2 separate regions of the Homo sapiens genome follow, and region 1 is linked to region 2. The links are chromatin loops, found by intact Hi-C in ENCODE. Cell type or tissue: prostate gland. All regions are shown on one strand. Each heading gives the region's core, and the rest is flanking DNA. Links, peaks and the distances in the headings are about the cores only. Region 1 has its middle 23 kb from the start of FOXB2. Region 2 has its middle 12 kb from the start of GCNT1.

Evidence for each region. Hi-C counts contacts between places; a loop is a spot of excess contacts. Peaks named below come from ENCODE experiments on the same cell type or tissue, not always from the same donor. Only the 100,000 strongest peaks of a DNase experiment are listed, where the experiment ranks them.
Region 1: a loop joins it to region 2, with 4 times the contacts of the local background. A loop is called at or near these places in 12 of 110 quality-filtered maps.

Annotation. Positions count from the first base shown.
Region 1 is chr9:76,995,404-76,998,321 of GRCh38, forward strand. No RefSeq gene overlaps it. Among named protein-coding and RNA genes, the nearest start is that of FOXB2, 23 kb to the right of the region's middle. In prostate gland, for the core only: a CTCF peak has its summit at 1,531 (motif pointing left); a DNase peak (open chromatin) is centred at 1,492.
Region 2 is chr9:76,445,909-76,448,826 of GRCh38, forward strand. It overlaps a transcript of GCNT1 not described here. Among named protein-coding and RNA genes, the nearest start is that of GCNT1, 12 kb to the right of the region's middle. In prostate gland, for the core only: a CTCF peak has its summit at 1,747 (motif pointing right); a DNase peak (open chromatin) is centred at 1,753.

The sequences.
Region 1 (2,918 bases), core at 213-2,712, 550 kb after region 2:
TATAGGTTGTCTCTGCTCAGACAGGCTTTCCTTAATTTCCACCCTTCATTTTATTTTCTTTTTTGTTTCTTTGTTTTGTTTTGAGATGGAGTCTTACTCTGTTGCCCAGGCTGGAGTGCAGTGATGCAATCTCAGCTCACTGCAATCTCCGCCTCCTGGGTTCAAGCGATTCTCCTACCTCAGCCTCCCTCCTGCTAGGACTACGTGCACGAGTCACAATGCCCAGCTAATTTATTGTATTTTTAATAAAGATGGGGTTTCACCATGTTGCCTGGGCTGGTCTCAAACTCCTGAGCTCAAGTGATCTGTCTGCCTCAGCCTCCCAAAGTGCTGGGATTACAAGTGTGAGCCGCCGCGCCCAGCCTTATTTTCTTCTCGCTACCCTCACCCCCTTCCTTCTGCTCCTTCCAGGAGTCTCAGCAAAAGCTTCCTTTTTACAACTTGCCTTTTTAGTACTCTTCTAATTTTACCTGGAAAATGCCATTTATAGTATATTTACCCTCCCTATTTGTATGTGTCATATTGCTGAGTTAGAAAATCACAAAACTTTTCATCAACGTGGTTGTTCCAAGACAATGTTTTGTTGTGGGAGAGGTAGAGGTGGTACTCTGAAGCTATCCTAAATGTCTATAGGATGTTTCTCAGCAAGCCACATGCATCCTAATTCCCCTCTCTGGTTTTGGGTGGTTCAATATTATAAAGAGAAGCATTGGGGGAGCAAATATAAGACCACAAATATTTCATGCAATATCAGTTATGGCTATAGAAGCAAAGGAAACAGAGAACAGAAATAACTCTGTGAGCTAACAGTGTAGGGATGGTAGGCAAGGGTAATTTCTCAGATGAAATGTCCCTTTAACTATGCTTACAGAGAGGGCCTCAGAGGCAAATCAGGTTATGGCTTTTAAAAACTCACTACTATTTTTAGACCATGGCATATTATAAAATAATTTATTTTTGACAATTCTATACAGTCATCCGTTGGTATTTTAGGGGAATTGATTCCAGAACCCTTCCTGGATACCAAAATTCCTGATGTTCAAGTCTCTTATATAAAATGGCATAGTATTTATACATAACCTACACACACCCTGTTGTATACTCCAAAGAGGCCCTTTTGACATTTTTGTACAATTCTTCTCTAGGGTAATGACCATTAAAAGTTAATTTATTCTAAAGGTTAATGTAAATAAATTTTGAATGTGAATCTATTGTATTTGCTTCTAAGATCACACAGAGATCTCTTGTTTATGCCCCCCTTTTGTTGGCAGTAAGATCTTTTTTAGATTACAAAAAAAATAAAAAGAAAGAACCTTCAAGCTCGCCCTAATAAGAAATCTCTTTGCAAAGTCATATCTAAAGTCATAAGTCACTTTAAAACTCAGTCCACCACGGGAACATGCTGAGCTCTGGAACGAGGTGGTGCCTGCGGTGGCCTGTGTCCCAGAGGCCCCTTCAAGGTGCTGGCCCAGCTCTGCAGCTCATCTGTTGACTCCTGCTCCCTCTGCTGGCCCCGCTGCTCAGTGGCCATCCCCAAAACAGTATGTGTGTCAGATGTACGATGGGCCTCAGGAGACAGCAAAGACTGGTCCTTTTGGGGAAACTGAGTCCCAGTTGGTGATGGGCCTTGCTCAAACTCAGTCAGTGGCAGGGCCAGCACTGCAGCCAGTCTTCCCACTGTTCCCCAGTCCTCACAATTACACAATTACTCATGGCTACTCAAATATTTTAGAGCTTGGTGGTACTCCTCACCTATGAGCTGCTTTTCCAAAAACAAACACATTTCAAAGTGCATATATTATTAATTTATAATGTACAAATAATGGTTGACATTTTGACTGAGTTAACCGAAAGATTTTTTTTAAAGGATTCTGTTACTGATGCTGGTGATACACATAACAAAAATAATGAATCCCAAAAACACTGCGCTGAGCAAAACAAGCCAGACATAAAATAGTACATGTGTAAAGTTCCATTTATTCCTTTTACATGAAGGTCCAGAACAGGCAGAACTACCCTATGCTGATAGAAATCACCTCACTGATTGCCTGGGACAGGAGGAACTTCCAGTGGGCCCAGGGGAACATTTTAGACTGATGCAAATGTTCTAGATCTTGATTGTGATGTTGATGGCACAGCCACACACACTTGTCAAAACCCATTGAACATTTGTCAAAACCCATTGAACTATACATTTTATTTTATATTATTTTATTATTTTTTCTTTTTGAAATAGGGTCTCACTCTAGCCCAGGCTAGAGTACAGTGGCATGATCACAGCTCACTGCAGCCACGATCACCCAGGTTCAAGCAATCCTCCCACCTCAGCCTCTTGAGTAGCTGAGACTACAGGCACGCACCACCACATCTGGCTAATTTTTGTATTTTTTGTAGAGATGAGATTTTGTCATATTGCTGAGGTTGGTCTTGAACTCCTGAGCTCAACTGATTCTCCCACCTCGGCCTCCCAAATTGCTGAGATTACAGGCATGAGCCACCTCACCCAACTGAAGTACACATTTTAAATTAGTGCATTTGTATTTGGTGTAAATTGTACCTCAATAAAGTTGGTTTTAAAAGAAAAAAACTTCTGGGCTAGTCAAATCATAAACTCTAATCAGTTCTTTCAACCTGAATATACCTGGACCTATTTTTTAAAAGAACAAAAAAAGGTCAGGAGCAGTGGCTCACACTGTAATCCCAGCTCTATGGGAGGCCAAGGATCACCTGAGGTCAGGAGCTCAAGACCAGCTTGGCCAACATGGTGAAACCCTGTCTCTACTAAAAATACAAAAATTAGCGGGGCATGGTGGCATGCACCTGTTAATCCCAGCTACTCGAAAGGCTGAGGCAGGAGAATTGCTTGAACCCAGGAAGCAGAGGTTGCAGTGAGCCGAGATGGCACCACTGTACTCTAG
Region 2 (2,918 bases), core at 247-2,746:
GTTTGAAGCTGCAGTGAGCTGTGGTCAATTACACCACTGGACTCCAGCCTGGGCAACAGAGCAAGACCCCATTTCCTAAATAAATCAATAAATATTATTTTTAAAACCTGTGATAATTTGCTCTGTTGGTGAGTGTGTGGGGGAAACAGGAAGTCACACATTGCTGGTGAGAATGTAAATTGGAACAATTTCTCTGTGGAAGACATGAAGAGTCATCAGGAAGCTTAAGGCCTGGGAGTTCCTAGGGGATCATCTATCTAGAAAATTTACCCTGGGAAACTGACCTTCAAGTCTCCCTTGCAGAGATTATGCAGGAATGCACTGGAGTGACTCCAGTGCCCTTCTCTGGTCAGGAACATAGCCAGGGTCTCCAGAACATATAGAGGGTGTAAGACAAGGAGAGTTTTTGCAGAAGCTGATGGGAGCCAGCACACAGCACCCAGGGAAGTTTGCCCTTGTGGAAAAGACGGCTGCCAAAACTCCCGCTCCATGCAATCTTCTTAGAGTTTAAATTCTCCTATCCTTTATCAAGGTCTAAGGAACTTGTTTCTTTTGCCTGTGTCTGATGGTATCTATTGCCAATCATCTTCCCCCACACAGAGGGTGAGACCTATCAACTTTTTAAATGCACATACATTTTGACCAAGCAATACCACTTACGGCAATTAATACTACACATATGTTTTATATATGTGTGAAGACATTCACTGTAGCATTGTTTATAATAGCAAAAAACTGGAAACAACTGGAATGGCCATTAGGGAACTATTTGAATATCATGGCATAGCCCCGTACTGGATAGACACTGAAAAGAACAAAGAGGCTTTATATAAACTAATATGGAATGATTTTCCAAACGTGTTAAGTGAGAAGAAGCAAAGTAAAGAACATATATGGGCCAAGCATAGTGGCTTGGTGTTTACATACATTAGATGTTAGAGGTACATACTAAAGAGGCAGTTTAGGCTGGGCACAGTGGCTCATGCCTGTAATCCCAGCACTTTGGGAGGCTGAGACGGGCAGATCACTCGAGTCCAGGAGTTTGAGGCCAACGTGGCCAACATGGTGATACCTCATCTCTACAAAAAATACAAAAATTAACTGGGCATGGTAGCGTCCACCTGTAATCCCAGCTACTTGGGAGGCTGAGGTAGGAGGATTGTCTGAGCCCAGGAGATTGAGGCTGCAGTGAGCTGGGAGCGTGCCACTGCACTACATCCTGGGCAGAGTGAAACCCTGTGTCAAAAAAAAAAAAAAAAAAAAAAAAAAAAAGAACAGATATGGATGGTATGTGGATATTGCTGAATTGCTTCTTCCTTTTCTTTTTTTCTTTTTCTTCTTTTTCTTTTTTGGAGACAGATCTCACTCTCACCCAGGCTGGAGTGCAGTGGCTTGATCACCACTCACTGCAGCCTCAACCTCCCGGGCTCAGGCAATCCTTCCACTTTAGCCTCCTTAATAGCTGGGACCATAGGTGTGCACCACCACGCCCCAGCTAATTTTTATTTTTATTTTTTTGTAGAGAGAGGTTTCACCATGTTGCCCAGGCTGGTCTTAAACTCCTGGGCTTAAGCGATCGGGCTGCCTCAGCCTCCCAAAGTGCTGGGATTACAGGCATGAGCCACTGTGCCCAGCCTAAACTGCCTCTTTAGTATATACCTCTAACATCTAATGTATGTAAACACTAGGACTGATTTTCACCCTATTTCTTAACTTTTTTATAGTTATACATGTGATTTTGCACACTACCACCAGAGGGGGCCTCTGCCACACTTCACGCAATATTTACAAGTCAGTATGGAGGATGTTTATTAAATAATTTTTATATCTAGAACATTCTTGTTCATTTAGCATAGGCATTTTGGTGCTCAGCTTTAAAAAAACTCTGTGAGCCCCCTGGCTCATCCGTCTTCTTTAGCATGTCAGTCCACAATCCCTGTGTCCAGTACGCCCTGACCCTGTCATCTTCCTTTGCTGTGCTGGATTCCTGAAACTGAAAATGCCTCACAACTTCTATGCACTCTTACCCTCAAAAGAGTGCATTTAGTGGCATGGCTGTGCCAGCCGTCTTTGTCCAGATGGCTTCCAGATAGGAATCACTGAGTCCAGGAATACTTTGAGAAGCCTGGAGAGCCTCTACTCTGAAAGTTTATCATCACTGCAAACTCAGCGAGTCCAGATTTTGCTCAACACATGCTGTCTGCTTTCTGTTTACCCCTCTAGTCTTTACTAACAGACACTTTATATATATATATACACACAGCCAGGCGCGGTGGCTCGCGCCTGTAATCCAAGCACTCTGGGAGCCCGAGGCAGGCGGATTACTTAAGCCCAGGAGTTTGAGACCAGCCTGGGCAACATGGTGAAACCCTATCTCTACAAAAAATACAAAAATTAGCCAGGTGTGGTGGCACGTACCTGTAGTCCCAGGTACTTGGGAGGCTGAGGTGGGAGGATGGCTTGAGCCCAGAAGACTGAGGCTACAGTGAGCTGTGATCATGCCACTGCACTCCAGCCTGGGTTGCAGAGTACGACCCCACCTCAAAACAACAACAGCAGCAAAAAAATCTTATTGAGGCATGGTTTAATAAAATATAGCTGTTTAGGTGTATAGTTCCATGACTTCTGACCAACCTACTAACCCAGGCAATTATTACCACAATCAAGATAAAGAACATTTCTATCACCCCAAAAAGCAAATGCCCTCCTCTCCCCACACTCAGCCCCAGCAACAACTGCTCTCCTTTCTGTCACTATAGATTAGATTTGCCTCTTCCAGAATTTCAGATACATAAACATGAATCAAACGGTCTGTACTCTTTCGTGTTTGGCATCTTTATCTCCACATAAGGTCTGGAGATTCATCCATGTTGAAGTGTGAATCAATTTTGCTTTCTTAAATGTCATTCCATTATTTT